Regions from separate parts of the Homo sapiens genome. Here region 1 is linked to region 2. A link is an interaction called in ENCODE POLR2A ChIA-PET data of the cell type or tissue named here. Cell type or tissue: GM12878. All regions are shown on one strand. Each heading gives the region's core, and the rest is flanking DNA. Links, peaks and the distances in the headings are about the cores only.

Region 1 (16,644 bases), core at 5,098-13,097, 240 kb before region 2:
GTTCAAAAATATGTTTTCCCTCTTCTTGTCTCTCAAGAGAGCAAACACCAATCATAATCTTTAACAAACTTTAAGTTTCAGTGGAGAGTATTACGAAGAATCAACCAAACATTATGTAAAAGTTTTAGTTCATCCAAACGCACAGTGACTCCTCTACCACAACCCCAATGGCTCCTAAAATTAACTTACAGACTGAAGAGCATTTCCAGCAAGAATCAGTTTGTCTTCACAGATGACACTGTCCCTCTGAACTCTGTTGGCAATCTGTTGCAACATTTCTAACCTAAAAGATGAGACAAAATAAAATAAAGCTTCTCCCTTTGAAGTCAAAGAGCTCACCATTCCTGAAAAGTGCTGCCCATCAAAAAGTAAAACACAATCCCACACCAATGATTCAATACCTGTGTCCATCAAAGGATTCACTGCCGAAGCTAATGCAAGAGTTGATCAGTGTTGGACCACAATGAACCAAGAGAAGATTTTCATTTGAATCAAGACTGGTTCGAGTGCTGGTAGTGTTACTAAACACAGAATCACTGCTACGGTAACTATAACTACTACTGTGCATTTTTATTCCTGAAACGATGTTCTTTCTTTCACCTTTCAAAGTAGACTAAAAGGTAGGAGGTCTGGAAAAAGCTCTACTTCTAACGGTGAAAAGTGGCAGCTGAATATTACAGCTTTTAGTGGCTCCTTAAATATGCTTCAACATGCATATGCAACACACAGCAAATAATATGCTGATAACTATTCAAAAGAATCTAGCCTAAAGCCATTCGTTTGCTAGCTGAGGTTTGCCTTTTGTAGCTTGTATTAAAACCCTACAAGTATGAACAAAGCAGGCAGATTGGGCGTCACTGGAAAGGATATGCCAAATATTTGCACTAAGAGTCATCCAATTGCAACCACCTAAAAAACAACTCAGATGCCTCACAGATGTCCAGGACAACTAGTAAAGATTATTCTGGCAATACCAATCATTAGCTAAAAGAACACAAATATCCAATCATAGTCTGACTTCTGCAAAAGACCAGGTCTGTGCTGAATAATGTAAGGAAGGCAAACAGCTAGAAATTATGAAGTACCTATAAACAAATGAATTTGATGAGAAGCAAAGTACGCTTCCATTTTAACCACCATGTCATTTGTTTATTAGGTTAAATTAATGGAAAAAGTATCCATTTACCTTTCTTTATATGACACGCTCCCAGTAATGTTACTTCTAAACCTACTATAAAGTGCCAAGTAGAATACTGATGCAATGCTTACAAATTTAATTTGTCTGTGCTTGTTTTTCCATTCTATAGGATATTACATGGCATAAGAACACTGGCTCTTTCCCATTTGTTTTTCATACACTTCCATGCCACATAGCTATTACTCGCAATACATAGACAATGCCAAAAAATTCGCATGAAGAAACATGAAGGCATTTATCCAACCAGCCTCCTAAATATTTTCCTACCTCCAATAATACTGTTACTTCTCCACTCTAAGAATAGATATTTTTCTTTTCAGGGGTCAAGAAAGGGGAAATTTGAGAGTGCCACACCAATTGCTTCTTGGCCTTTTGGCTAAGATCAAGTGTGAGAGTGCCACATCAAATATAGTGAGTGAACAGAATAGCTCAAAACAATAACAGTGGCACCTGGCATTTATTAAGTAATTATTATGTGCAAGAAATTAATCATTTTAGATACATAACTCATCTCATACTCATAACCACCCAATGTAGTAGGCACTATTACATCCTGTTTACAAATGAAGAAACTGAGGCTTAGACGGTTAAAGAACTTGTCTAACATCATACAACTTTGCAGGCTGAGCTAATAATCTAATTTAAAATTGAGTGGCTTCTAGGCCCTGAACTCTCAACCACTCTCTGCTTTCTTTTATGAACATATCTTAAAATTCAGCTACTGTTCTGATGACTAAAAATCTACTCTGTATCCTCTGGAATACTTTTCCATTATTTCAAATGATTAACATAGTATCTCATTTCAATCACTCAAATTACCTTTTCCGTAAAAGCTGCATCCTGTATATTTATGGCTTGTTTTGGTTTTAATAATCCAGTTATGTACACATATTATTATACTTTAACATAAATGTAATCAGTAATTTAATAAAGGACTGACAGGTTAGACATGCTCTCATATATTTATTTTATGCATTATTTCACAACGTTGAATCCTGAAGTCAATGTGTAAGGCACAGAGAACATGACAATACTGAGCACCTCTAATGTTGTGTCAGGCGCTGTGTAAAGCACTGGCAACGCAAGGGACAGAAAAAAAACAAGGGTTTCTCTCCACATTCTTGGAGCTCATATCTGTGGAATAGGCAAGACTTAAGCAATCACCGAAATAAATATAAAAATACAACCAAGATAAGCACTATGAAGGAACAATACATGGAAACATGAGAGTTCTAAGCAAGATATCTGAACTAGCCTAGGGAACCATGGAAAGTTTCTCGAGAAAATAATGTTGGAGCTGAGATCTGAGAATGTTTAGGTGTAAGGCAGCCAGTGTGGCTACTGTGCAGAGAGCAAGGGGGCTGGAGAGGTGTGTCTGGCCACACAGGCCTTACCCTGTAATATGGTTTGCCTGTGTCCCCACCCAAATCTCATCTTGAATTGTAATAATCCTCATGTGTCAAGTGTGGGGCCAGGTGGAGATAACTGAATCACGGGGGCGATTTCCCCCATACTGTTCTCATGGTAATGAATAAGTCTCAAGAGATCTGACGGTTTTGTAAATGGGAGTTCCCCTGCACAAGCTCTTGCCTGCTGACATGTAAGATGTGACTTTGCTCCTCATTCGCCTTCCACCATGATTGTGAGGCCTCTCCAGTCATATGTAACTGTGAGTCAATTAAACCTCTTTCCTTTATAAATTACCCAGTCTCAGATATGTCTTTATTAGCAGCGTGAGAATGGACTAATACACCCTGCAAGGTCTAGGTCCTATAGACTTCATGGCTAATGAGGAACACAGATCACAATTCCCAGGTACCAGGTTAAGACTGTAAGGGAGACAAATTCATCCAACAAGCATTTCCTGAAGACTAAATGGTACCTTCCTGGGCAACTGGATGTAGTGAGAGACAAAATGACAGAGAACTAGTGATGATTTCATGGAGTAAATCCACTTGTAGAAGCGTGGCAGAAAGGGAACCTGAACTAACATTTACTGAGTGTGTTCTAGACGCCATCCAACACCCTTTAAATGAAGGCAAGCTAGATTTTGGTTTCCAATGCCCCTTGGAAAGAGAACTATAGCAAAAAAATGTAATAAGAAATAAAATCAGCTGTTGTCCTATAAGCTTTTAGATCCAGGCCCTGGTGACTTAAGGTCAATATGAGAAATTACAAGTAATTTTGACTGGTTTTAAAACTGTAAAGCCTTATTAGATGAGACTTCACATACCAATCCAGCCTAGCCGGTCATTTATATACATTACTTCACTGATTGCCTCCTTAAAATCTCTTAGAAGAGTTTCTAGGTAAGAAAATGGAGGATCAAAAGGATTAAGAGACTTATCCAAGGCCAAGTAAACAGAGGTTTAACTTAAGTTCTTTCACAAGAACACAAAGGCCCCCTCCCCACTTGATATTCATGGCAGAAAACACCTCTGGCCTACCTTTCTACTTCTGGACGAAGGGCCTTCTCTCTCTCTAGCATGGCAATAATGAGTTTCCCCCACTCTTTTTCTATGTCATTTGGATGATAACCTTGAAGGAGCTTGATGCGTCCAAATTCTATCCAAATCTTGAGAAAACAAAAAACTTTAATGTGAAGCAAAAATGAAAACAAAACAAAACAAAGACTATGCTTGACAATACAAAGCAAATTTGAGCTTACCTCTAATAATTTATATAGACGTTTAATTTTTGATTTTTCTGTCTCCTTTGGTGGAATTTCTGTTTCTTTAAACTGTAAATACTGATTATAAAGTGCCTAAAATAAAAAGGACAAGAAATTAAGGACCAAACTTAAAAGATCTGTTTTCATGATCTCACTAAGCCACCACTTCAAGTGTTATGTACTGTATCATATGCAGTCAGTGGAATTCCTTTGTTAAACCGACACTCAAAGACAATACCAATTTCCAGCCAGCTGGTGACGTGGGTTATCTAAAATTTGATGAGGGTGTAATTATTGATGTGAGCCATGATTTAGTGCCACAGGGGGATCTGGATAATAATAAACCATTCAGTGTTTACTAGTGCTCTACTAAAAATCTCTCATCCTCCAAACAAGAAAACATACCCTTTAAAAGATGCACTTCCCAAATGCTGCACTTTAGCTTTCAGTCTTTGGAAAAATAATTTGAAGCAATTCCCATAAAGAAAGCAATAAAAAAACTCTCTTCTATTGCATGGTTCTATCCTTCAAAAAAAAAAAACTTCTTAGCAGAAAGGGCTAAAATTTAGTTTCAATGTCCCACTGGCAAATTTAAACAGATTTTTTGAACAAATGAAGGTAGATGCTATTAGTTGATGGGGCTATTATTACAGAAGTTTCAACCGTGTAATTAAGTTACTATCTAGTTTGTATACATTAATTTGGGAACCTCTTAAATACAGTGTATTTATTAAAAGGGACCTTCATAAAAATTATGTAGATAATGTATCTCCATATTTAATAGGTATGTACTAATTACTTCATTGTAATTCATGCAGCTACAAAACAAGACCCTGTAAATCTTTAGGATGACACATTTCTGAAGGATTCCATTCAAAGTTCTGCTAATGCAATTATCTGGCATTTCCCCATGATGTATTTTCTTTCCTAATCTATGTCTTGTTCTAGTCATCAGCAAGTACTCTGATCACTTCTTCTATAACTAAGAATCTACACTAACCAGAAGCCAGTACAATTCATCCAAGGGTCTGGACAATGGAAATCCATTTGGAAATAAGTGTATTTGAACATGAAATCTGAAAATGGTTTTGAAATCAGAATGCAATGTTTCAGGACGTCTGTTGGTCATTAAGCACCGAATACTCCTGTGTGCTAAACACTGTTCATGGCACCACATGGTCGTTGTAGGGAAAAGTTTTCCTGCCCTGGAAAATTACATGTCCATGTAGGGAAACATCACACAAACAGCTTGAGAACACTTAAAAAGTATCATATCATCAGATGCCAAGTAATTTCGTGCCAAGGACAAACTCCCCGTGGCAATGAGAATGAAAGCTGTTCTACAGATATTCTGTACGGATGCAGGAGCACAATGAATAACTCTAATGGAGCTCACCCTAGGTTATTACAGTTTTTTCTATCCCAGTTTGATCATGAAAATAAAGCTTACAAACCAAAGAATTAAGGCTTTGTCGGCAATATTCGCATTATCAGCTTCTAGAAATAAAGTAGACCACTTTGCTATTATAAAACCAAATATACAAATGAGACAACTTACTCTTTAATAAGTTTACATATTTGTAATGGCTTTTTGTAATGTTTTTTTTTTTTTTTGAGACGGAGTCTTGCTCTCTCGCCCAGGATGGAGTGCAGTGATGCGATCTCGGCTTACTGCAACCTCCACCTCCCAGGTTCAAGCGATTCTCCTGCCTCAGCCTCCTGAGTAACTGGGATTACAAGTGTGTGCCACCACGCCAGGCTGATTTTTGTATTTTTAATAGAGATGGGGTTTCACCATGTTAGCCAGGCTGGTCTCAAACTCCTGACCTCAGGTGATCCACCCATCTTGGCCTCCCAAAGTGCTGGGATTACGGGTGTGACCCACCGCACCCGGCCTATAATGGCTTTTATATCTGCAATGTCTTTGCCTCAAAAGCTTGCCCTAAGTTTTTCAGTATTAGCAAATGTTTTACTAAACCATGAATTCACTTATACTGGAAGTCAGACATGTATTTTCAAATTCATGGTGAAATACTGTGTACCTCTTCCTGCACAAAAGATGCTTCCTGCACAAAAGAAGCAGTTTTTAACAGGGCTCAACCACAGGCACACCCCCAATCCAGTGCCACACTTGTATGTACTTCCCAGGGTCCCTTCTACCTCAAGCCATCTCGGGGGCTGCAAGCATTTCCCATGTACTAAAATCAATCTGACAATGTCAGTTTCAGAGACTCTCTCAAATTAAACCTTTAACCTCTCAACCAAAGCTGAGTGACTACAGCTAATCTGTTTTAATTGTTAATGTTTTACCTCCATTTTCTCTGTATAATAAGAGAAATGAGTAATACAAATTTTGCCTACTTATTAATGGCTTTCCAAGGGCAACTTTTGTTGAACTTCTAAAATTACAGAATTATTATAGCATTACTTAAGGGTTTACAATTGAATCAATCCTATGTAATTTCTACAGTGACACTAACCTTCAGTTCTACAGGATTATTAGGAAATGTTCTCTCAGACATTGTGGTCACATGGTGTCTAATCCATTGGATGAGGTAGTTCACCATATTCTGGTATTCAATCCATTTGACTTCAACATCCTAGAACAATCAAATGATAGAAAAGGTTCACATCTGTAGATAATAACATTCATATCTAAGACAATTTAGTCAGAAGTCATTCTGTAAATGTATGTATTTGAAGCCTGACAGACAGAACCAGCTAAATGTTTTCTTACTTTCACCCAGCCCCAATCCCTGTCACATAAACACCTGTAAAATTTGCTATCAACATTTGGCCACTAACACTAGCCTTATGAGTGCCAATTCTGATCCAAAGAAAGTGGCTGCCTGGGGTATTGTATTTAGAAGGCTTTTGGGGCTCAATCTAAGCACAGCAGAAAAAAATCCAAAGTCAATTTGGGGTGTTTACCAGGGCTCAAGATTGGGCAGTAACAACTTGCATAAGCCAAGTTAGTTGCCATCTTTGCCAACTATTTTAGATCTAAATCTACTATGTATCTCAAACTCAAAAGACTTACCCAATATATAGGAAACCAGATATGTACACAAACTACAGGAAATGTATATGGTGGGATTATCCAAGTACTCAGTAGGCAAACTCTTTAAAAATGGAGGAAACTTGGAAGGCTGCCAACTGCTCTGTTTAAGTATTTGATGAGTGCTTATTATTATGTTCAAAGGTTGTGTTGAGTGTTATAATAAAAAAATACTTTAAGATATAATACCTATTGTCAAGGAGTTACTGTCTAAATGCAGAGGCAAGAGAGATACATAATATAAACAGGCAAAATGAAGAGCAGTATTTAATTAAGTGTTGAAATGTTGAAATAACTAAAACGGGTAGTACATGCTAGTTGAGATAAGAATCAGGCAAGCATATCTGTGCCTTAAAATAGTTTCTAAAGGCTTCTTGGGAAAGGCAGTATCTGAGATGTTCTGCAATGACCAGTAAGTAATTATTGATGGGGGGAGGTGAGTGGGGGTGCTGAAAGAGTGGATAAAAGGGGAGTCCCAAGTGAGTCAGGACATTGACATGGAAATGTCCTGGCTACCAGTAAACAGTTCATATTGGGAAATCATAGCTAAAACATGTAGGTAAACAGAATAAATATTTGCAGTTTTAAATGTCAGAATATCTAGATTGCATTTAACTTTGCAAGGAATATGTAGACACTGAAAATTTTCAAGCCAAAGACATCAGGTTTTAGACAGATTAATTTGGCAACAGTGTGCCGAGGCAGTGGGAAGAAGAACAAAATGGAGACAGAAAGCTGTAGGAAAGCTATCGGCCTAGTTCTGCAGTAATAGGCAGCAGGATCAGCATGAAGGTTGGGAGAAGCAGCAGCAAGAGATGGCCAAAGAAACATTCTGAAGCAACGCTCAACATTGAATCATCAGGGGTGAGCATGGGAACAGGCTACTCAGGGATCAAAGAGCATGAAGCCTTTGAAAAGAAGAACCTGAGGAAGAATATGGAAACAGGTCTAGAAACAGCACAGAGAACTGACAGAAGCAATCAGAAAAGGGAGCTCCTAATCCAGGGGAGCTAATCAAAGATGAGCTCCTAAATCTTCAAAGTAATGTAGGGGAAAAAAGGTGTCTGCAAAGAGGAAGGCAGAAATCCAAGTGAAGGGGATCATCCCCAAATATGTGACACATACTGGGCTTCCTGTTCTCTTCAGAAATGCATAAGCACTTGTTAGCATAACCACCCAAAAAAAAAAAAAAAAAAAAAAAGCATCACTGAAGTGAGTTACACAAACCTTTAAGAAATAGTAGACTAATAAACAGCCCAAAGCTATGTGTCAGAGACCTTTCCCTGCTTACTAAGTGGCTCTGCTAATTTGGCCAAATCCAATAATTTTCCTCTGGAGTCCTCCTTTAAATCACAAAAATGTTATCAAGCCAACTTATTTCATAGAATCGTATGAAGTAACAAATTTGAAATTGTTTTCAAAACTGAGATATTCTATACATACAAAAGAATAGCAAATACAGCAATGTAAAACGGCAGCCAGCTAAAAATGGAAAACTCTAAATTTCAGAAAGTTAAACCTTTTATTTATAAGATGATCGGTAACTATAAATAGCCTCTTTTATTTATGACACAAAAGTTTTAATGAGTTATACTTTAAATTTAATGGTAGAATAATGTCATGAAATACATAGAATATCAATTCATCAAACAGCATATTAACTCAAATTCTTTAAAATATATTCAACATTCAAAAACTGCAAAAATCATTATCAATAAATGCAGTCAATTGGTCATTACTGAATCAACAGCTTCCGGTGTGGAAAAATCAATACTCACATTTGCACCAATGCCTTCCCCACCTTCAGGGACTTTAGGAAATGCATCATAGAGAGATGACACGTAAGTTATTACTGATTTTTCATCAGGTGAGGAGACATCGACATCTAAAAACAGCAACATAAATTAATTATTTCACAATGTTGATAAATTACTTTTGATCAGACTTTCATGCCAGTCCACATATAATCAAGAAAATAACTCACCTTCAGGGTCCAGAAGTCTTATAACACCAATTTTTTCTGCTACGTAAAAAGCATGCTCTAAATTTGCAAGGTTGCTTTGAACAGCAACAGTATTCATATCTATCAGGTCCGGCCTAGGAAAAAATTCACTGTGTTAATTAGGTTTTCTCATGTGCCAATTCAACATTATATAATTATATAGGTTTCCATTTACATAACAACATCTGCTAATATTAACACCAAGCCTGCGTTAAAATGCAGAGACTTTCATCAAACATTTAACATTGCTCACTTATCTCAGAAACTTCTGTATCGAAAGCAAATATAACAATGAAAATATAACAATTTGAACATATATAAATTTCAACAAAGTCTACAAATATATCATAGTCAGAATATATATGAGTATTTGTCCTATTCAACTGATTTAAGCTACGCTACTCCAACAGCATCTTTCCAATCCAACCAGCATCCTGTCAATGTTTTTCCTCTAAGACAAAAAGCTTGTAGCTTAATTCAGTGCTGTGTCCATGGCCTCCCCATTGCACCATACCCTTTCACATCATCTTTGTCTTCTATAATCCTAGTCATTCTTCCAAGGAGAGATCAAGCTCCACCTCCTCTATGGAGCCTGGCTGATCTTCCTAGCCCTTATTTCTGTCTCTGTTTCCTGAACTCATACTTCCAGCCTGCACCCCACGATATGGCACTTAGGATAATCTTAGACTCCTTGCCCTATTAATTCACTGGTTCGTGTACATGTATATGTTGTTTCTCCCAAACCGTCAACTCCAAGATAGCAAGTACTATGTATTAAGAAAATTTTGTATTTTATCCTTCTGCTGTAATAAAGAATGATATATAGTACACCCTCAACAAATATCTACTGATAAGTTGGTAAGTAGGTTGGTTCCTTAGTAATCTGAATCATAAATGAATGTCTATAATAAGCAATAGTTTATGTTTTCATGAGCACACATGTGTGCATGTGCCCCCCTACACACACACACAGTCACACATCCCAGACTTCATATCTTTATAATTTGTGAGATTTACGTAACACCCTAAACCATGCAGAAACTTTGAAGCTAGCTCTATCTACATGAGAGAGGAAAAGATTCTTCAAATGCTTCTTGTAGAGAAAGTGGCAAAATATGGACATTGGAGACTTCACTCAAGGCTAGAAGCCAGTCAGGAAACTTGGATCTCAAAAACAAAGCATTGAAAGACTACCGGAACAATGTGGAAACAGGAAAGCCTTCAAAGAGTGGTACTCACCACCCAAAAAAATCACTGAGTAAGAACCTGTTGATAGCTTACAAAGAAAGGCTCTCTACAAGCTCCACAAGCATTCCTGTTTGCTCAAAATAATCATTTGGGAAACCACAGAAAGAGTGGGAGGGCTCAAAGGTAGTGTGGGAGAAATGAAATGCAGATTATTTTGTATACTACTTGGCAGGCTGCTTATATGAAAAGCTGTTTGAAAATATATCATTAATATTAGAAAGCTAAGTGGCAATTTGTACTCTTTTATGGTGAGAAAACAGACCTTTCAAGAAAATCTTATACTTTTATATCACTTTGCACTGTTCATAACCTGGGAATGTGGTTACCATCACCTACATGCTCATATTCCAGGAAATTATTAGGAAATCCTTTAATGTTTTCAACCTGCCACCAATATGACCACTCTTTTAAAAGTGACCCTACAATTATTATAGGAACAATAAATCCATTGACAACTATGGAAGTAAATAACAGACCTCCAAAAGTAACATTTTTTATTCACATAGAAACATCTGAAGAATCTGCCAACCTCAAGATTAGTAAACAGGTATGTATAGCAGTCTAGACAAAAACAAATATCTGAAGTTCTTTCAATAAAAAATCGTTTTGTTTCCGTAAAATTTGCACCTTTTAGGGAAATAAAAAACAGACTTTGTAAGTCTGCCAAATCTCAGAACAAGACATGGCATGTTATTATGAGAACCCTGCCATTAGCAAAGAAAGTAAACACTGAGTAATCCTAGAGGGAATGAATAAAGTCATTGAAGAATCAAGTTTTTCAGCTAAGAGAATAAAACATAAAACTTCCTTCAGAATGACATAGTCATTTCAACACAAAAGCAGCTGTAGAATACAATGAGTCTGAGTAAGTCATCTCTTTTATCATGATGTTTAACACTTTAATGGAACAAAAACTGAAATGGTTTTCCTCCACTAAAAGACAGCAGATAAAGAAAATTAGTTAAACAAAAAATGGGAAAAGGGAAAACTTTAAAAACCACTACAAAGCTGGGTGCGGTGGCTCATACCTATAATCCCAGCATTTGGGAGGCTGAAGAGGGCAGATCACCTGAGGTCTGGAGTTTGACACCAGCCTGACCAACATGGCGAAACCCTGTCTCTACTAAAAATGCAAAAATTAGCCAGGCGTGATGGCAGGCGCCTGTAATCCCAGCTACTCGGGAGGCTGAGGCAGGAGGATCACTTGAACCCAGGAGGCAGAGGTTGCAGTGAGCCGAGATCATGCCACTGCACTCCAGCCTGGACAACAAGAGCGAAACTCCATCTCAAAAAAACACAAAAAACCACTATGAAAAAGTAATAGCCTATAAAATTTAAAATGCTATTCCTCCCTTAGCTCATATCCTAACAGAGTGGTGGTCCCTTTGTCTTTCAAATCTGTCTTTCCTCTACCTGCCTGAAGCATCCAGAAGACGCCTGTGCTGTGTGTGTCCTGTCCACCACCTTCTTTCTTCATAGTCTCACTGGGATAACACAACCTTTAAAAACTTCATTTATTTTTCACACATAGAAGATACTTACTTTCATTCTAAAGGTTTCATTTCTTCGTAACATCTTTTTGTGGAATGTTAACAGGAAATGTCATTTCCATCTTAGGTTTGACTAACCAAAGAGCATTAGACTATATTATAGTGACCATGTTCTCATGTTATATTTTAGATAGTTGAACATTAACTATTGTAACTTGCCTGTTTTATGGAAACCTTTCAAAATCATATAATGTGATCCTTTGCCACTTAAAGTAATAAATGCTAGTCTTTTTATGGAAAAAAAGGCCATTCTCTTATTTTTTTTATTATTCTATGATAATGTTAATGTTTCAAAATGACCCAATTATCATACATTATAATCTTTAAACATGTTTATATCCCAGCTTTATCCCAGCTTTTCTTTCATAAGCAATTAAAAGTAGCTTACAAAGAAAATACAAGATAGCATAAACTTTAAATTAGAAGTATAAAACCAAGAAAAGGCCTTAAAATGAAATTGGAAGTGAGACTAAAAATTGCAAATCACTTATATGCAAGCTTGGTGCCCTGAATTTGTTTAAAAATATAGGGCAGAGAGGTATAGAAAAATGCTATTGTCATAATACAAAATAATTTTGGATAAAAGTAATGTTTATCTTTCATACAACACCCATCTTAAAAGAGCAATCTCCCCTAGGCTATATATATATATATATATCTCCACACGTATATATACATATACAGGTATGTTGGCATTTATGTATAGATAGATAGATATATGGATATAGTATAAGGATATCACCACCTACATTAACAGGTAGCCAAAGCTAGCTGAACATAAAAATTGCATGAGAGATTTTTTTGGCATAGATACCTCCAAGGTAACATTTCAGTACTCCAAAACTTTATTAATACATTAGCTCACATGAGAATTAGATAGGATTCTGCAGGAACATATGACTTCTACAGTGATATAAATGGCTAAAGATCAGGCTGGGCGCAGTGGCTCATGCCTGTAATCCCAGCACTTTTGGAGGCCGAGATGGGAGGATCACCTGAGGTCAGGAATTCCAGACCAGCCTGGCCAATATGGTGAAACCCTGTCTCCACTAAAAATACAAAACTTAGCCAGGCATGGTGTCGGGTGCCTGTAACCCCAGCTACTCGGGAGGGTGAGGCAGGAGAATCACTGGAACCCAGGAGGCGGAGGTTGCAGTGAGCCGAGATCGCGCCATTGCATCCCAGCCTGGGTGACAGAGCGAGACTTTGCCTCAAAAAAAAAAAAAAAAAAAAAAAGATTAGCACAACAGACCACTGAAGGCTTCCACAATATATCATGGCAAACACCAATACACTCAACTGCAAGGAGCATGAAACAACATCAAAGTACTTGGAAAGGAAGTACTTAGAAACATGGCAGAGAGGACACTAATTAAAGTTAACTAAGAGAAAGAAAAATGCCAGCTAAGAGAAGAGTGCTTTAGTGCAGACACAACATTACCAAATCCTGAACCAAAAATGTGACAATAGCTGAAAAGACACATATGGGAAATATCAATGGCCACAGTCCAAATCGGGATTTTTTTAAGGATGAAAAAATAAAGTGACTTAAATTCAGAGTCTGCTGGTTGTGCTGGCTTTCAGCTGGCACTCAATAATTATTTATGTGGATACAAACAGTAAGGTTCTGGCTACCCTGCATCTGCTTTCCTATATTTGAGAAATTTCCCTTTCATAAGTCTTGGGGGTAAGGAGAAGAGCAAAGCCCATTTCCCAGTACAAAAACAGAAATATGTCAGGTTTTTCCTGACTCTTTTATTTGCTCAAGAAATGTCCACTGCATACCTCACCCCCGTACATGACATTACCTGGCCAACTCGAATTCTTTCAGCAGACTCGGTTCCACCACCATTTCCTCCAGGAAGTACTTTCCTCTGTTCCCAAATGCCGTCTGTTATCTTCATTTCTGTATTTACCACATTTTTCATAACTATATATCTGCCTATCTCTCATATTGAACCATGGGCTTCCTGAAGGCAGAGCCTGTGTTTTGTCCATGTTTATATCCTCAATATCTAGCATAATGCTTAAAACATTAACTTTTGAGGATTAAATAAATAATAAAGAAAAACATGAGCTATGGGGACTGGGACATATCAGTGTTTCAAATTCCTGGAGATATGTTCCATCCTAGGCTTGTTCCTTTTCTTTTCACTAATTTCTACTGACAAAACCACCATCTATGGCTTCCAGCCAAGTTTTAGAATCCTTATCGAAATCCACATGGACCAGGGTACAATGTCATAGCTTCCCCATAATCCTAAACAAGCACACACCCTTTCGAGGTTTCCTAAAGGCTTTGTCTCTCCTAAAAAACAATTTGGAAAGCAGGCACGAAGTGAGGACAACAAACAGCGGTGAAGTATAAAAGTTTCAAAAAGCACATGTTGCTGCTTCTAGGTTCTCCTCCCTTCTTATGCTCTCATGTGCCCTCAGCTTCAGCTTCTGATAATGTTGCCAATTGGGATACCTTATAAAGTAATAACAATCACAAAACAACAACAGGGACTAATAAATACTGATACCTACTATGTGGCAGGCAATGCATTAAAGGACTTAAAGCATTATCTCACTTAATCATCTCAATTGACCCTAAGCAGTAGGTTGTGTTATTATCCTGAATTTACAGATGGAAAAACACCAAAGCATAAGGAAGTTATATAACTTGACCAAGAACACAAATCTGGTAAGTGGCAGTCAGGGTTTCAACCCAGGTCTGTCTGACTACAGAGCCTGATTTCTTCTCTGCAATATCCTGGTATCATAAACTGAGAACTAACTAAACAGTAACACCCCATATGAAGCTGAGAATACATAATAAAGAAAATACAGAACAAATTATACTTCTACTACTGGGCAAAATGATAATGATATTGGTAACCCCCATAAAGAAACACAATAATGTATATGTATATGTATGTGTGTGTATTGACATACTCAGAAAAAATAAATCATAAGAAACATGCTGAAGTTCCAGATTATTACCAAAACAGAACTCATCAATGTGTCCTATACCAATGTTTCCCACACTTGGGTCCTAATACAGATTAAGAATAGAAAGAAAGGCCTGGTTATCTGCATTTTAACAAGTTTCTCCCCCCTCCCTCAGGTGATTCGTATCAGGCAAGTTTGATAACTAAACCATGTTAAAAACCCTTCTTTCTAATAATTATTTAATTTCTTTTCAAGATTATAAGCATTTTGTATTGGGGAAAAAACATCCACAATGTCATCAGGCAATTATATAACGACACAAACAAAAGCACCCACAAGCAGAAACATGCTACTGCCTTATGCCCTCAGCAGGAGACAGTGAACCTTTTAACTCTTTTTCAGTGTTTATTTTTATTAAATATACAAGAAAAGAACACATTTAAATGTTAGCAAGGAGGGAGGGTGGGCATGTCATTTTATGTTTGCCCAACTCTGGAGTACACTGTAAAATAATGAAGCCTGGAAAAGATAGCATTTGGTCACATATATTTTTTTTAATCAGAATAAAAAACCCACCTAAACTTTGTGACTTGAGATATCTGATCACTTGAAAAAACACTGGACCACAGTTTCCTTCCTCAATTTAAAAAGGAAAGACAAGACAGAAAGAAGAATGGTGGTTGTCAACGGGTGGGGGGAGAGAGAAATGGGGAATTAGAGTTTCACGGGTACACAGCTTCAGTTACACTGGATGAAAAGAGCTCTGGAGATGGATGGCGGTGATGGTTGTACAACAAAGTAAATGTACTTAATGCCACTTAACTATCAACTTAAAACTGATTAAGATGGTAAATTTTATGCACCTTATCACAATCTAATTTTTTTATTATTTATTTTTTTTGAGACAAGAGTCTCACTCTGTCATCCACCCTGGAGTGCAGTGGTGCAATCTCAGCTCACTGCAACCTCAGCCTCCCAGGTTCTAGCAATTCTCCTGCCTCAGCCTCCCAAGTAGTTGGGATTACAGGCACCTACCACCATGCCCAGCTAATTTTTGTATTTTTAGTAAAGACGGGGTTTCGCCATGTTGGCCAGGCTGGTCTCGAACCCCTGACCTCAAGTGATCCACTCGCCTCGGCCCCCCCAACTGCTGGTATTATAGGCATGAGACACTGCGCCTGGCCGTAATTCTTTTTTTTTGACATGGAGTCTCACTCTGTCGCCAGGCTGGAGTGCAGTGGCGCAATCTCGGCTCACTGCAACCCCCGCCTCCTGGGTTCAAGCGATCCTCCTGCCTCAGCCCAGCCTCCCGAGTAGCTAGGAATTCTTTAAATTTTTAAAAAACAGTTTTTACATATTTGAGAGAAAAGCCTAAATTGAGGTGGAACACACACACAAAGCACAGAGCTGTGAGTCAGGTGTCCTGTGATTTAGTCCTAATTTGCTCTCTGACTTTGGACACACATCCTGCAACCTGTGTCTCAGTTCTTTCTGCAGAAAATGAGTATCAAGAATTACAGAAGTTAGAACAAAAATCACGTACAGAGCATCTGGAAATGTGTATGAGTATGGGAGGGGGGACATTATGGGCTGGTTATAGCATAAGGTTCAAAGAACTCAACTGATTTACCCAAGATCTCAAGAGATTTACGTGAAAGTAGTTGTGAAACTTAGTATAAAGGGCAATGTGCGCAGGTTACCAAAACGTATCTATCAGCATAAAAACAACACCATAAAAGGGTAATCGGAGAAGACAACCTGATGCTTTGGTATGCTACATAGAAATAATTCTTCCCAGTCAAAAAACTAGCAAGTTCATTCATTTATTCATTCACTCAATATTTAATATGCATTTACCATGTTCCAGGAAGTAAGGCACTGAGAACAGCCACTGTGCATATGGAGAGCTCAGAGCTCCAAAGGGAGCTCAGGAGTAAACCAGGAGAAAACCTGGTGGAAGAGCACTCAGGTGATGAAAAAAGG
Region 2 (16,644 bases), core at 4,060-12,059:
TTTTATGCTTATACAACAAAGTAAAACTATAGAGAACTGCCATTTACATGCCCAGCTTGAACAATCACCATCTCCTGGTCAGTGCTATTTCAACTATACCCCTATCCACATTTTCTCCCCTACCCCACCAGATGATTTTAAAGCCAATATGAGGGATTTTATTTCATTATTAAATATTTTAGTATGCATCTCTAAAAGATAATAATTATTTTTAATAAAATAAAAATACCATTATCAATCTAAAATATTTTTATAAGTTTCTTAATATCATTAAATATCCAAGCCTGGGCAACAAAGCAAGACCATGTTTCTTCAAAAAAATTAAAAAATTAGCCAGGCTTGGTGGCACACACCTGTAGTCTCACCTTCTCAGGAGACAGAGGCAGGAGGATTACCTGAGTTCAGGAGGTTGACGATGCAGTGAGCTGTGATTGTGCCACTGCACTCGAGCCTGGGTGGCAGAGTGAGAACTTATCTCAAAAAAAAAAAAATTCATTGTTCAAATTTCCCCCACTTTCTCTTTTTTTTATATTCGGTTTATTCACCCAAATAAGGCATACATGTTACATTTGGTTGGTAGGTCTTTTAAGTCTCTTTTCTTGTATAGACTATCACTCCCACATTTTTTCTTATAATTTGTCAAAGAAATTAGGGGTATTTGTTCTAGAGTTTCCCACACCTCAACTTAGCTAAATCCTAAATGTATCTTCACTATCTTCACCTTATCATTTAACATATTCCTCTGTCACCTGTATTTTATGTAAATCTATAATTAGAACTAGCAGTTTGATCTGATTTAGGTTCAATTTTTAGCAAGAATACTTTATAAGTATTTTTGTATACTTTCATCAGGAGACGCATATGTGTGGTTGTCTCTCATGTATTAGCAGTCATTGATGATCAGTGTCTAGGTTCGTTATTTTATTAGGGCTTGCAAGGTGGTAAAATTGTAATTTCATCATTCCTTCTTCCTTCAACAGCAGTAGGAGCCTCTCCAAGTTTACTCCTGGTGCTGACATGATCCCAGTAGTCTTTGATGCTTCCTTGCTTTCGAGTTTGACAAGATGTGCCAAGCTCATTTTTTTTTTCTTTTTGAGATGGAGTCTCACTCTGTTGCCCAGGCTGGAGTGCAATGGCGCGATCTCGGCTCAATGCAAGCTCCGCCTCCCAGGTTCACACCATTCTCCTGCCTCAGCCTCCCAGGTAGCTGAGACTACAGGCACGTGCCACCACGCCAGGCTAATTTTTTTTGTATATTTAGTAGAGACGGGGTTTCACCATGTTAGCCAGGATGGTCTCGATCTCCTGACCTCATGATCCGCCCACCTCGGCCTCCCAAAGTGCTGGGATTACAGGCGTGAGCTGTGAAGCTCATTCTATATTTTCTGTTTCAGGTCTGGAATCAGCCATTTATCCAACAAGTTTGTGATTGATGGTTTCTATGAGTGTCCTGGCTGCATCCCTTCCACCTGGCCAATGGACTCACATACAGGCTACTGTGAGGGTTGGCTGCTAATGGCTCATAGCCGCCCTCCCCTTCAGGGACTCCCCTAACCTAAAGCTTCCTCACACCCCCAGCCCTAGCAGCCCATAACCAATGACTGACTGAGGTGAAGGACAAAAGGCTTGGCTTCAAGTTGAGACTAACTCTGCGTACAATTCATGTGCCAGGGTTCAATATTCAGAAGTGGAATAGTTGGCTCATATGATAATGCTATTTTTTAATTTTTGAAGACCTACCATACTGTTTTCTATAGCAGTTGAACCATTTTACATTCCCACCAAGAGTGCACAAGGGTATATAAACTTAATTTTAACAACATATTTGCTTAGGTATCTGCTTTGGTTTGAATGTTGTATCCCACCCAAAATTCATGTGTTGAAATTTAATCCCCAATATGACAGTATTAAGAGGAGGGGCTTTTTGGAAGTGATTATGTCATGGGGGCTCACCATCATGAATGGGTTAATGCCACTACAAAAAAGGCTTCAAAGAGCTCCCTTGCTCTCTCTTGCTGTCTTTGCCTTCTGCCTTCCACCAGGTGAGGATGCAGAAACAAGGTGTCATCGCTGAGGAACAACACCTCACCCAATACCAAACCTGCTGATGCCTTGGTCTTGAACTTTCTAGGTTCCAGAAGAGTGAGAAAATAAATTTCTATTATTTATAAATTACCCAGTCTCAGGTATTCTCTTATAGCAACACAGATGGACTAAGACAGTGTCTGATCCCCATCGATCTTAGTAATACTGAGCTGCATGTAGCAAGGGTCAATGTAGATTAGCCAGTGGTATTACCCAGTATCAGAGTTGATTATCTAATTTACCAATTCATAATTGAATAGGGTGTGTGGAGGAGCAGCATGGGCTTGATAGTATTAGACCAAAGTGGACTTGCCAATACACAGGTAGCCTAGGGTGGCCAACACAGATAATGCAGGCTGTGAGCAGACTCTCAAAGATGTAAAGCTACTCCCTGGGAATGAGTCACATTGGGATACTGAATAATTCCTCCAGTCAAATGGAATCTATATTCTTCTCCCTGGAAGTTCTCACCCAATTCTCTAAGCATTGTCAGAGATAAAGACTAAATAAACATAGGATAAACACAGGAGACAACAGACTGCAAGGATGAGAGAGGTCTGCTTCTAACTGACCTTATGAACTTAAGCCAATCACCTACTCACTGAGGTTTAGTTTTGTCAAACTGGATCAATAATATATGCCATACCCAACACACAGGGTGTTTGTTCAGGAGATAATGAATATGAGCAGTCTTTGAAAGTATGAAGTGCTACTTAACTACGAAGTACTACTCCAAAGCTATAATTTTCCTGAAACAGCCAGGCATGGTGGCTCACGCCTGTAATCCCAGCATTTTGGGAGGCCGAGGCGGGCAGATCACCTGAGGTTAGGAGTTCGAGACCACCCTGACCAACATGGAGAAACCCCGTCTCTACTAAAAATACAAAATTAGCTGGGTGTGGTGGCACATGCCTGTAATCCCAGCTGCTCGGGAGGCTGAGGCAGGAGAATTGCTTGAACCCAGGAGGTGGAGTTTGCGGTGAGCCGGAGATCGTGCCATTGCACTCCAGCCTAGGCAATGAGAGTGAAACTCAGTCTCAAAAAAAAAAAAAAAAAAAAAATTCCTGAAACATTACTGTCATTTCTAGAACTGAATTCTCATCTCCCAAAGCACAAACTAAATTTTGTTCAATTTCCATAGATTGATTTTTTTGAAACACAATCATCATCTCAGAACTAAAATAAATAAATAAAGAGAGAGAGACAGAAAATATTGAGAGAAATCAGACCCTTATCACTCACTTGGAGGTGGTTTAGAAGAGTAAAACAAAAATGATGTTTGGAAAAATTAAGAATTAGACTTAGGAGAAAAGTTCAGAGAGATAGAACCATGAGCCTAGAAAAGAAACAATTTATTGATTTTCAAGTACAATTAACTTGCTGCTAATTAGCACTATTTAATGGTAGGAGATTGTATCACTAAAAGTACTGAAGCAGAGAGGAATCTAGCATTACAAAAACTGTTAAGTCAGATGAGCTCTAAGATCCCCTCAAGCTTTAACATTCTTTGATTCACAAAGACTGAGAGTGACACGGTAGCAGGTGGCTATGCTTCATCCTCTCCACAGAGGATACCACAATAAGAAATGGTCTTAAATTGTAAGGCATGGGATTTAGGGCAAAGATCAAGGAGTTGTTTCAGGCAGAGATGGCTGTTAAATTCCAAACAGAATTCTGAGGTAAGCTATGGCTGTGTCCTTTAAAATAAAGGAAGCTATACCCATCTTACCAGAGCAATTTAAGGATTTCTTTGGTTAGAGGTGAAATAATAAACTAGACCATCTTTGAAGGGGCTTTCTTTTCAGTCCTTTGATCCATAGTTGTCCATGAAAATTTTCAAAGTGTAAGTGACTATCTAAATGTTTTCTTTAAGTTTCCTTGGTTTGGAGATTAAAGAATTTAAGGTTTTTTTTATTTAAGACAACAGGTTGTCATCACATACAAGAAAGACATAGAAAGAATGGCAAGAGGTCTTGCTTCAGTCAAAATACTGACCTCAAAAAAGAATCATGAGTTATGAACACATGCTTATTTTTCTCCAAGCAGAACACATGAATCCCTTTACCAAGTTAATCTTGGTTTCATGAGTTGTTTATAGAGACTAAACTGTTCATTCAATACAGTCTACCTACCTTGCACATTCTTGTGCCCCTGTGCATTAATTATTCCAATACCTTACTGTAATTTATTATAGCAAGCCTATAATAAATGAAATCTTTTTTTTTTTTTTTTGAGATGGAGTCTCGCTCTGTTACCAGGCTGGAGTGCAGCAGTGCGATCTCGGCTCACTGCAACCTCTGCCTCCCGGGTTCAAGCGATTCTCCTGCCTCAGCCTCCCAAGTAGCTGAGACTACAGGCACGTGCCACCATGCCCAGCTAAGTTTTGTATTTTTAGTAGAGACGGGTTTCACCATGTTGGCTGGGATGGTCTCAATCTCTTGACCTCGTGATCCGCCCGCCTCAGCCTCCCAGTGTGCTGGGATTACAGACGTGAACCACCACACCTGGCCATAAATGAAATCTTTTATAAAATTCTATTAATTATGAACCTAAAAAGGGAGGTACAGCAATATGTAGCAAAGACTCAGTACATTGAATGGGTGTCATTCAAAAAAATTCTTTTCAGATAATTAGCAAAAGAAATTTGACTTTATTAATCAATTCATTCTCCAGAATTCCAAAGGGGAAAAGGAAACAAATGTTTCCTCTAAGAGCTTTGGATTTGCTAGTTAATTAGCCAAAGTAAGGTATGAGTTGTACAGTTATGCCTTCCACAAAAGGGGAAATATCCTAAGGTTATGCACATAGAGCTGCCTGGTCCTACATATTTGAAAAGGAAAGGGAAAAGGAAGACCATTTTAATAATCTAAGCAGGAAAGGAACACAGAAACACCCTGCTATATTTTCAAGAGATCAAGGATATATGCTTAAGTCTTTCCTACACTCCAAAAAGTTCCCAACTACAAATATGACAAAATCTGGTTAATTTAATTATTACAAATTAAAGCTATATAATGTTCCAAAATATACTGCAGCCTTACAAAAACCTAAGCTGTAATCAGAAAAACAGAAAATTTCCCCAAGACTGAAAAACAGAAACCCACAACAGAAGGAAAAGAAGGGTGAGGTCAAGGAAGTGGTGGTTTAGTTGGGGAGAGTTCAGGGAAGGGAAAATCTAATGAGTACATCTGGGACTTCATTTCCTGCTATTTTCTCTAGTCTCTACCTGAGTGGCCTTTTCTTGGCCTAAAATGAATAGCCTTAAATCAAAGTCAAGAGCTACCTAGACCCATGTCTGCTTAAGGCATTTATATTTCTGAGTGAAGAGTTGGAAGTTATAAGCGATCCTCAGTCCTCTTCCCAAACTCTCATCACTGGCAGACTCCAAGGCTCAGACCTCAAGTGTCTTCTCTTCTCTATCAAATTCATTTTCGGAGTCATCCCACCCAGTCTTATAGATTTAATAACATCTATGTACAAATAATTCTCACATCTTCCATGAAATCCAGACACAAGAATATCTAATAGTTATTTCAAACTTCACATATCCAAATCAGAAAATTTTCTTTCCAATCCTCAATCCAAACCTGCTTCTTCCTTTGTGCTTACCATTTCAGAAAAGAGGATCACCCAATCACCTGTGTTAGGCCCATATGTCCTCCAACTCCTCAGTCAAAACTGTCAGGTTCAAAAATCCCATTGCTTGATGGTGGTGGGAGCCCAAAAGTAAGAAAACAGGTGCTCAGAGGCTAAGATTTTGCCAGCAGGGAGAACAAGCTGCAGCTTTGGCAATAACCTGGGAACACTAGCAATTTTTAATTATACTTTTTCAGCTCAGTGAGAAAGTCTCAAAGATTCTAAGTCACCAGGAAATGCAGGCAATGCTGTTGCAGTGTGCAAAAAACTGGAATCAGTGAAATGTAACAGGAGTAGAGTCAGTATGTTTGATTATTTCCTGATGCTCTAAAACTGTTATTTCCCCATACCCACCCCCAATCTCAAACACATAAATACTTTTTGGGTCTGAAAGTTGTACATTAACAGGTTCATGTGAGCAGGCAGTAGGGCAAAATTACTCTTGCTTACTTCTTGCTACCTCCTAGGTGCCCTGCCACAGAAAGAGGGGGCCAATTTTGCCAATAAAATGATGGCAAAAATGATGTTTGAGGTTTACCTATGGTTTTCAATACCATTTTAAAGATAGGTTTTAATTGATGTAATAGTTTAAAAACACAAAGATTTCATCCATATCTACCATCTATGCAGTTAGAAAAATGAGACTCAAAGTAATTAAAATACTTCAGGAAGGCTGATGAGGATAAATGTCTAGCACTAGAATTGTAATCATGGGGAGTTCTCCATTCCTTACTCAAAAACGGCTCAAGCCAAGAGTGCCTAGGTTTAAATGTTAACTCCATGATCTACCAGCTGTATGACCTTGACACATTTCCTCCCTGGAAAGTGAGCACCGACTCCAGAGAATCGCTGAGAAGATAAAATGAGAGAAAAACAGAGAAGAGTGCAGAGAACAATGCCCATGTATTGTCAATGAGGTAAACATGCAGTAATGCAAGAGTTCTTATGATGATGATGATGATGTTTAAAAATCCTGGGATTCAGAAACAAAACAAAATGCTTTGTAATGTGAAAATACTAAGGAATAAATGGAGATCTGGATCTAATTATCTTTTCTGTTTCAAGATGGTAAAAAAAATTCCTAAGCATCCTAGTGACATATCTTAATATACAGTATAAATCCAAATACATATGTACTGAGAGGAAATCAGGATAAATTTTTAGTTTATCCACTTTTAGAAACATCTAAAACAAGGAGTAAAATAAAAAATCTAGATATTATTAAGTTTTTATTAGTGATCCCCATTACAAATTCTTATAGGTATATTTGCATATAGCTTACAAATCCAGAATAAGTAAATAGGTTAAAACAGCTAAGGATGCTAAAGTATTTGCATTTCACATAACACTTCAAGAGGATGGTCTGACTGAAAGTAGCTAAAACTGCACAGTCACGCTTTCTGACTCATCTCCTTTGCAGTTACTTCTGTTTTCAGTCTTTCTCACTCATGGGCCTATTTCTTATTTAGATTGCCACTAGAAATGCCTTGAGTGCTTCATATAAAGTCATTCAAGTAATCCTGAATCACCATAACTGATTTATTTTTACTCCATCTCCAAGCTATAATCAGAGTTGCTTTCATGGCAACACGTCATAACACTGATTTTCTCCAAATGTGTACGTTTAGAAAAGACACAGGCTTTAGACGCATGTTGAATAGGGTGGCTCTAGCAGGCACTACTGGCTGCACCTAACCAAATCCAGAAGAGGACACAAAGCCTCAGTTCAAGCTCATATATGGCATTAAAAGCAGGGAAATGTCGGCAGAGGCCAAAAGGTTCTAGAAGCCTGCACAGGAATTGTGTGAGACAAGGAGCCAACAGCCTTCTCACTACCAACTCTGACAACGTCCAGTCTCTCAGACAACTGACAGGAGATGCAGTAAGACACCCTGAAGACCTCTCCCAGCTGGATGTGGTGGCTCATGCCTATAATCCCAGCACTTTGGGAGGCCGAGGTGTTCTCTTGAGCCCAGGAGTTCAAGACCAACCAGGACAACACAGACAGACTCCACCTCTACAAAAAAAAAGTTAAAATTAGCCAGGCATGAGGCGTGGTAGCGGGCACCTGTAGTCCCAGCTACCCAGAAGGCTGAGGCAGGAGAATGGCGTGAACCGGGAGGTGGAGCTTGCAGTGAGCCGAGATTGAGCCACTGCACTCCAGCCTGGGCGACAGAGTGAGACTCCGTCTCAAAAAAAAAAAAAAAAAAAAAAATTAGCCAGGCATGCTGGCACCTGCCTATAGTCTAAGCTACTCAGGAGGCTGAGATGGGAAGGTTGAGCCCAAGAGGTTGAGGCTGCAGTGAGCCGTGATTGCGCGACTGCACTCCAGCCTGGGTGACAGAGCAAAACCCTGTCTCAAAAAAAAGAAAACTCCTCGGTGGAGCTTGCAGTGAGCTGAGATCGCACCACTGCACTCCAGCCTGGGCAAGAGAGCAAGACTCCGTCTCAAAAAAAAACACTCCTCAGAATGGTTTTTTGCCCATGCAACTGAGTAATCTCCACTGCTATTTGCTGCCCTCTAATCTCCCTCTCTTCCAACAGATCCTTCAGGAGAGAGGGTGAGGCCATCCTCAGATTCCCCACCAGCAGTCATCAGCAGATGTCAGCAGAACACCATGGGTTAGGCCCAAATTCAGGCCCTAATCACCTCACTGCTAGGCTGCCACAGCTACCTAACTGTCCTGCTCTCCTGATGTACCCTGCACATGTTTAATCCTCCTAAAATCATGCTATGATCACACTACTCACCTATTACAGTGTCTTCAGAAGCACAGAAAAGAAAGCTTAAACCAGTGGTTGTCTGAAATGTATGTTGGCCCCTAACTATTTTTTCCAGCTTTATCTTGTATTTCTCTCATATAAATCCCCACATCCAGTCAGTTCTCAGCACTTTTGCTTACTCCACTTCCCGGACCCAGCATCTGCTACCCAGCCAATTCCTATCCCTTTTTTTTTTTTTTTTTTTCAGACAGTGTCTTGCTCTGTCACTCAGGCTGGAGTACAGCAGCATGATCATGGCTTACTGCAGCCTGGAACTCCGGGCTCAAGTGATTCTCCCACCTCAGCCTCTCAAGTAGCTGGGACTACAGGCGTGCACCACCATGACTGGCTAATTTGTTTTTAATTTTTAGTAGAGATAGGGTCTCCCTATGTTGCCCAGGCTGGTTTCAAACTCTTGAGCTCAAGTGATCCTCCCACCTCAGCCTCCCAAAGTACTGGGATTCCAGGTGTGAGCCGCCACGCCCAGCACTACCCATATTTTAAAGCCCAACTCAATCCCAACTTTTCCATAAAGTAATTATGCCTTAACCAACCTATTTAGGGGTGGGGGTCCCCTCTTTGTTCTCTGAATTCCTATAATGCTTACTAATTGTACCAGTCATCATTAGCTATCTTTCATATATCATTCACTCAGTCAATAGTATTCACTCAGATGCCAAATGCCAAACGCCAGATGCCAGGAGATATTCTAGAACCCTTGATATGGGCCTCAAAGAATTCATGGTCTAGGGGAGGAGGAATAAAAGGAAGAAACTACTATTTATTGTTTATTCTATGCAGGTCTTTCCATATGTCAGCTCAGTTCATCCTCATGACTCTATATGGTAGCTATTGTTATCACTTTATTTATTTTTTATTTTTCCAGAAGTTATTGAGGTACAGGTGGTATTTGGTTACATGAGTAAGTTCTTTAGTGGTGATTTGTGAGATTTTGGTGCACCCATCACCCAAGCAGTATACATTGTACCATACTGTTGGCTTTTATCCCTCGCCCTCCTCATACTCTTCCTCCCAAGTCCCCACAGTCCATTTTATCATTCTTACGACTTTGAGTCCTCATAGCTTAGCTCCCACATGTCAGTGAGAACATATGATGTTTGGTTTTCCATTCCTGAGTTACTTCACTTAGAATAATAGTCTCCAATCTCATCCAGGTCACTGCAAATTCTGTTAATTCATTCCTTTTTATGGCTGAGTAGTATTCCATCGTATAGATACACCACAGTTTCTTTATCCACTCGTTGATTGATGGGCATTTGGGTTGGTCCCACAATTTTGGAATTGTGAATTGTACTGCTATAAACACACGTGTACAAGTATATTTTTCATATAATGACTTCTTTTCCTCTGGGTAGATACCCAGTAGTGGGATTGCTGGATCAAATGGTAGTCCTACTTTTAGTTCTTTTTTTTTTTTTTTTTTTTTTTTTATTTTTTTTTATTTTTTATTTTTTATTTTTATTGATCATTCTTGGGTGTTTCTCGCAGAGGGGGATTTGGCAGGGTCATAGGACAATAGTGGAGGGAAGGTCAGCAGATAAACAAGTGAACAAAGGTCTCTGGTTTTCCTAGGCAGAGGACCCTGCGGCCTTCCGCAGCGTTTGTGTCCCTGGGTACTTAAGATTAGGGAGTGGTGATGACTCTCAACGAGCATGCTGCCCTCAAGCATCTGTTCAACAAAGCACATCTTGCACCGCCCTTAATCCATCTAACCCTGAGTGGACACAGCACATGTCTCAGAGAGCACAGGGTTGGGGATAAGGTCACAGATCAACAGGATCCCAAGGCAGAAGAATTTTTCTTAGTACAGAACAAAATGAAAAGTCTCCCATGTCTACTTCTATCCACACAGACCCAGCAACCATCCGATTTCTCAATTTTTTCCCCACCCTTCCCGCCTTTCTATTCCACAAAACCGCCATTGTCATCATGGCCCATCCCCAATGAGCCGCTGGGCACACCTCCCAGACGGGGTCGTGGCCGGGCAGAGGGGCTCCTCACTTCCCAGTAGGGGCGGCCCGGCAGAAGTGCCCCTCACCTCCCAGATGGGGCGGCTGGCCGGGCGGGGGGCTGACCCCCCCACCGCCCTCCCGGACGGGGCGGCTGGCCAGGCAGAGGGGCTCCTCACTTCCCAGTAGGGGCGGCCGGGCAGAGGCGCCCCTCACCTCCTGGATAGGGCGGCTGGCCGGGCAGGGGGGCTGTTCCCCCCACCTCCCTCCCGGACGGGGCGGCTGGCCGGGCAGAGGGGTCCTCACTTCCCAGTAGGGGCGGCCGGGCAGAGGCGCCCCTCACCTCCCGGACGGGGCGGCTGGCCAGGCAGGGGGCTGATCCCCCCACCTCCCTCCCGGACGGGGCGGCTGGCCGGGCGGGGGGCTGACCCCCCCCACCTCCCTCCTGGACGGGGCGGCTGGCCGGGCAGAGGGGTCCTCACTTCCCAGTAGGGGCGGCCGGGCAGAGGCGCCCCTCACCTCCCGGACGGGGCGGCTGGCCAGGCATGGGGCTGATCCCCCCACCTCCCTCCCGGACGGGGCGGCTGGCCGGGCGGGGGGCTGACCCCCCCCACCTCCCTCCCGGACGGGGCGGCTGGCCGGGCAGGGGGCTGACCCCCCCTCCCCCCTCCCGGACGAGGCGGCTGGCCGGGCGGGGGGCTGACCCCCCCACCTCCCTCCCGGATGGGGCGGCTGGCCAGGCGGGGGGCTGACCCCCCCACCTCCCTCCTGGGCGGGGCGGCTGGCCGGGCAGAGGGGCTCCTCACTTCCCAGTAGGGGCGGCCGGGCAGAGGCGCCCCTCACCTCCCGGACGGGGCGGCTGGCCAGGCGGGGGGCTGACCCCCCTACCTCCCTCCCGGACTGGGCGGCTGGCCGGGCGGGGGGTTGACCCCCCACCTCCCTCCTGGACGGGGCGACTGGCCGGGCAGAGGGGCTCCTCACTTCCCAGTAGGGGCGGCCGGGCAGAGGAGCCCCTCACCTCCCGGACGGGGAGGCTGGCCGGGCGGGGGGCTGACCCCCCCCACCTCCCTCCCGGACGGGGTGGCTGCCGGGCGGAGACGCTCCTCACTTCCCAGACGGGGTGGTTGCCAGACGGAGGGGCTCCTCACTTCTCAGACGGGGCGGTTGCCAGGCAGAGGGTTTCCTCACTTCTCAGACGGAGCGGCCGGGCAGAGACACTCCTCACCTCCCAGACAGGGTTGCGGCCCAGCAGAGGCGCTCCTCACATCCCAGACAGGGCGGTGGGGCAGAGGTGCTCCCCACATCTCAGACGATGGGCGGCCGGGCAGAGACGCTCCTCACTTCCTAGATGGGATGGCGGCGGGGAAGAGGCGCTTCTCGCTTCCTAGATGGGATGGCGGCCGGGCAGAGACGCTCCTCACTTTCCACACTGGGCAGCCAGGCAGAGGGGCTCCTCACATCCCAGACGATGGGTGGCCAAGCAGAGACGCTCCTCACTTCCCAGACGGGGTGGCGGCCGGGCAGAGGCTGCAATCTCGGCTCTTTGGGAGGCCAAGGCAGGCGGCTGGGAGGTGGTTGTAGCGAGCCGAGATCACGCCACTGCACTCCAGCCTGGGCACCATTGAGCACTGAGTGAACGAGACTCCATCTGCAATCCCGGCACCTCGGGAGGCCGAGGCTGGCGGATCACTCGCGGTTAGGAGCTGGAGACCAGCCCGGCCAACACAGCGAAACCCCATCTCCACCAAAAAAAAACGAAAACCAGTCAGGCGTGGCGGCGCGCGCCTGCAATCGCAGGCACTCGGCAGGCTGAGGCAGGAGAATCAGGCAGGGAGGTTGCAGTGAGCCGAGATGGCAGCAGTACCGTCCAGCTTTGGCTCGGCATGAGAGGGAGAGGGAGACGGGAGAGGGAGAGGGAGACGGGAGAGGGAGAGGGAGACGGGAGAGGGAGAGGGAGACGGGAGAGGGAGAGGGAGACGGGAGAGGGAGAGGGAGACGGGAGAGGGAGAGGGAGACGGGAGAGGGAGAGGGAGACGGGAGAGCCTACTTTTAGTTCTTTAAGGAATCTCCACACTGTTTTCCATAGTGGCTGATATGGTTTGGCTGTGTCCCCACCCAAATCTCAACTTGAATTGTATCTCCCAGAATTCCCACGTGTTGTGGGATGGACCCAGTGGGAGGTAATTCAATCATGGGGGTCGGTCTTCCCCATGCTATTCTCATGATAGTGAATAAGTCTCATGAGATCTGATGGGTTTATCAGGGGTTTCTGCTTTTGCTTCTTCCTTATTTTCTCTTGCCACCACCATGTTAAGAAGTGCCTTTCACCTCCCACGATTCTGAGGCCTCCCCAGCCATGTGGAACTGTAAGTCCAATTAAACCTCTTTTTCTTCCCAGTCTCAGGTATGTCTTTATCAGCAGCATGAAAACAAACTAATACAGTGGCTGTACTAGTTTACATTCCCACCAGCAGTGTAGAAGTGTTCCCTGATCACCACATCCACGCCAACATCAACCATTTTTTAATATTTTGATTATGGCCATTCTTGCAGGAGTGAGGTGGTATCACCTTGCGGTTTTGATTTGCATTTGCCTGATCATTAGTGAAGTTGAGCATTTTCTCCTATGTCTGTTGGCCATTTGTATATCATTGTCTTTTGAGAACTGTCTATTCATGTCCTTAGCCCACTTTCTGATGGGACTGTTTGTTTTTTTCTTGCTGATTTGTTTGAGTTCATTGTAGATTCTGGATATTAGTCCTTTGTCAGATGTATAGATTGTGCAGATTCTCTCCCACTTTGTGGGCTGTCTCTTTACTCTGATGACTGTTCCTTTTGTCATGCAAAAGCTCTTTAGTTTAATTAAGCCCCAACTATTTATCTTTGTTTTTACTGCATTTGCTTTTGGGTTCTCAGTCATGAAATCTTTGCCTAAGCCAATGTCTAGAAGGGTTTTTCCAATGTTATTTCTATAATTTTTATAGTATCAGGTCTTAGGTTTAAGTCCTTAATCTATCTTGAGTTGATTTTTGTATAAGGTGAGAGATGAGGATCGGTTTCATTCTCCTACATGTGGCTAGCCCAAACTTTTCTATTTGTTGAGAAGGGTGTCCTTTCCCTTATTATCACTTTATAATAAGGAAACTGATTCTCAGAGAATTGAAATATCTTGGCAAAGAATACTAAGTGGTTTTTTTTTGGGGGGGGGGTTGTTTTTATTTATTTATTTATTTATTTATTTTTGAGACGTAGTCTCACTCTATTGCCAAGGCTGGAGTGCAATGGCACGATCTTGGCTCCCTGCAACCTCCACCTCCTGGTTCAAGCGATTATCCTGCTTCCACCTCCCGAGTAGCTGGGATTACAGGCGTGTGCCACCACACCTGGCTAATTTTTGTACTTTTAGTAGAGAAGGGGTTTTGCCATGTTGGCTAGGCTGGTCTCAAACTCCTGGCCTCAAGTGTTTTGCCCACCTTGGTATCCCAAGGTGCTGGGATTACAGGAGTGAGCCACCATGCTCGGCCACCAGGTAGGTATGTTTTTATTCTCTGCTGTCACTGTAACCCTCTCAGATTGTCTGTCCATCTCTTCCTTGCTCAGTCCCTGGGAGACTGATGGCTGTGATCTGCATCACCCAAGTTCCTTTGCCCTCCAGCTTCTAGGTAGGTTGGGTCAACAGGAGATACCACTGAGAGCACGAGCTAAGAGAGCAGTATATTTATTCGCCCTGCTCCCTCCTGACTCACTAGGTTCTGGCAGTAGCTGCAACCCTCAGGCACCATCCTTGTGGAAGGGCTCTTCCATGGCTCCAGCTCTTCCTACCAGGATCAATTAAGACCAATGCCCTCTGCTGCCCCTTAGACCAGGAGTTGAAGGTAAGTAGGCTCCACCTATAGGCTGATGAAGCACCTTAGCCCTGCCCACATTTCTGTAAATAGTGCCTTCATTAAACTCTCTTCAGTTAAATCCTCTTAGTGTGCTGTTTCCTGCAGATACACAGAGCAGGATTTGAACCCACGTGAGTCTTACTGCAGAGACCTCCTTTTTTGCTGGGGTAGCTGCTATGTTGGAGGTTTGTACCTAGTGCTGAGAATCAAAACTAAGGGCACCTCACTCTGATAGGAAGGATCAGAAAAGACTTCACCTGACCTATCCGAGCATGAGTCAGTCTCAAAAGATGAACTGAAGTTTACCAGGCAAACAAAGAATAAGGAAAAACATTCAAGGGCAAAGTAGACAGCAGGTTCAAAGTCACAGAGGCATAAAGACTATGTCTTATTAACCAAGGCAGTTATGTAGAGGGCTTGTGAGAGAATAATGATGGTTGAGAGTTTCTAAACTTTAATGATAGTCACTTACTTCTCAATCCTGATCCACATGGGGAGATTAGAAGAAGCAAAGAATTAGCTAGACTCCTGGCAAGAGAAACAATTCACCTATTCCCTACCTTCAACTGATGCCTATTACACAAAATAAGTTCAAATATTTAGCATAATGTACAAGCCCTTTCTAATCTGGCCTCTACCCAACCCACCAGTCTGATGTGCCAGCACCACCTCAAGCTGTTCACTGAGAATGCCATACCCTCCCACATCTCTGTGCTTTTATATATGTTTTTCTCATGCAGAAGATACCTACTTCTACTTTGTACTTGGTAAATTCCTCCTTATCTCTCAGGACTCATCTCAGGTGTCTGCTTATCTGTAAATATTTCTGGAGATCCAAGATGATTCCATAATGCCTTGTGTATAACTCTAGAACAGTACTTTCAAAGCACAGAACATGCATTATAATTGCTTGTTTTCATGTCTGTTGATTGACTCGACTGTGATTTCCTAGTGACCAGGTACTACAGGAAAGTAACAGATGGTAGAGGTACATGCTTGGGTTCTGGAGGCAGGCCACCTAGATCCAAATCCTAAACTCTACCCCAAACAACTAGATAACCTGAGGCAAGTTATGTATCCTCTCTGGGGCTCAGTTTCATTATCCATAAAATGGGAATCATAACATCTACCTCATAGAATTGTTAAATAAGTGACATAAAATAATGCCTGTTACACATTTAGCCCTCAGTAACTGTTAGTTAACACATATCTGTATGTCCCTTATTTTCTACATAAAATGCATGTTTGTTGAATGAGTAAATTTTCCTACCATTTCATATTTCTCTGCATAGATACCAAATTCTACTTAGCCTTTGTTTTATTGAATCATGAAAAATAAACCCTCATTTCTAAATATGTACTTTTTTTTCAATTGGTTATGATAAACAGATCCTTTTCTGTAAAGGAATTTAACTTCTTTCCATTGTTGTTGGCCTGGTTACTGAGTCAGACATTCTCTTGGCCTTCGCACAGTCTCCACATGTGCCTGCCACACAGTTACCCCCACAGAAGGGCAGTTCTGTTTCAATAATTTACAAAGACATTTTCAAGCCAAATCTTGATGGCTCCCCTATGTTGGCACAAGAAACAACAACAGGCTCCCCACAGCATAGAGATGAGCCATACAGACACTTTTTTCTAATGCCAAAGCAAATAAAATTATTGCAGTCATAAAATTACTTTACAAGTTTTAAAATGGCATTTTCTAAGCCCCAGCCTTGGTAAAAAGCCCATGAGCCAGAACCAAGGAAAGAAAAATCAGAGCACACAGAACAACGTGCTCAGGATGTGAGAAGGGGATGAAGACCAGCTCCTAGTTGAGCCCTGAGTTTCTGAAGAAAGGTGGCATTGTGGCCAACAGGGCACCAGGTTAGAAAAAGACAATGGTGCTGCCTTATAACAATATAAAGGCCACACCTGAGAAGGCCAGGACACTTAGAGTTACCCTAGGCTGGGTGTGGAGGGACGCACAGGCCTCACTGGCTCAAGAGCCTCCAGGAGGAGTTCAGCCACTGCTACTGCCCAAGACTCCAGCCCCACCTTCCTTCACTGCTTCTCCTATCCTGACACTGGTTTTGTTGTCATCCTCTTCATCAGTTCTCTCATTACCACACCTAGATTTGTTGACTCTATGTCCCCATCCTCATTCTAGAACTCCAGCTTCAGCAGGGCTGGGAGTTCACCAGCTTTCATATCAGCTGCCTGACAGTGACTAACTCTTGCTTTTTTGTCAACTATCTATCCATCCTAGAACATTCTATGAAACCCTATTCCTTGCTGAAACTCATATGAGTACGCTGCCA

The links. Peaks named below come from ENCODE experiments on the same cell type or tissue, not always from the same donor. Only the 100,000 strongest peaks of a DNase experiment are listed, where the experiment ranks them.
Region 1: POLR2A ChIA-PET joins it to region 2 with 6 read pairs; 2 of 35 experiments call an interaction of 5 or more read pairs at or near these places.

The regions. Positions count from the first base shown.
Region 1 is chr6:56,642,221-56,658,864 of GRCh38, forward strand. DST (dystonin) reads right to left here. Exons shown (of 104, transcript NM_001374736.1): 11 at 8,912-9,024; 12 at 8,706-8,812; 13 at 6,350-6,469; 14 at 3,867-3,962; 15 at 3,646-3,773; 16 at 190-283. Among named protein-coding and RNA genes, the nearest start is that of DST-AS1, 190 kb to the right of the region's middle. In GM12878, for the core only: no CTCF peak of the experiment used is centred there; no DNase peak of the experiment used is centred there.
Region 2 is chr6:56,883,653-56,900,296 of GRCh38, forward strand. All of the region lies in intron 3 of DST (dystonin), which reads right to left. Among named protein-coding and RNA genes, the nearest start is that of DST-AS1, 48 kb to the left of the region's middle. RefSeq lists enhancers at 3,896-4,065, 7,048-7,107 and a cis regulatory region at 3,981. In GM12878, for the core only: a CTCF peak has its summit at 8,321 (motif pointing right); a DNase peak (open chromatin) is centred at 7,139; H3K4me3 peaks cover 516 bases; H3K27ac peaks cover 3,019 bases.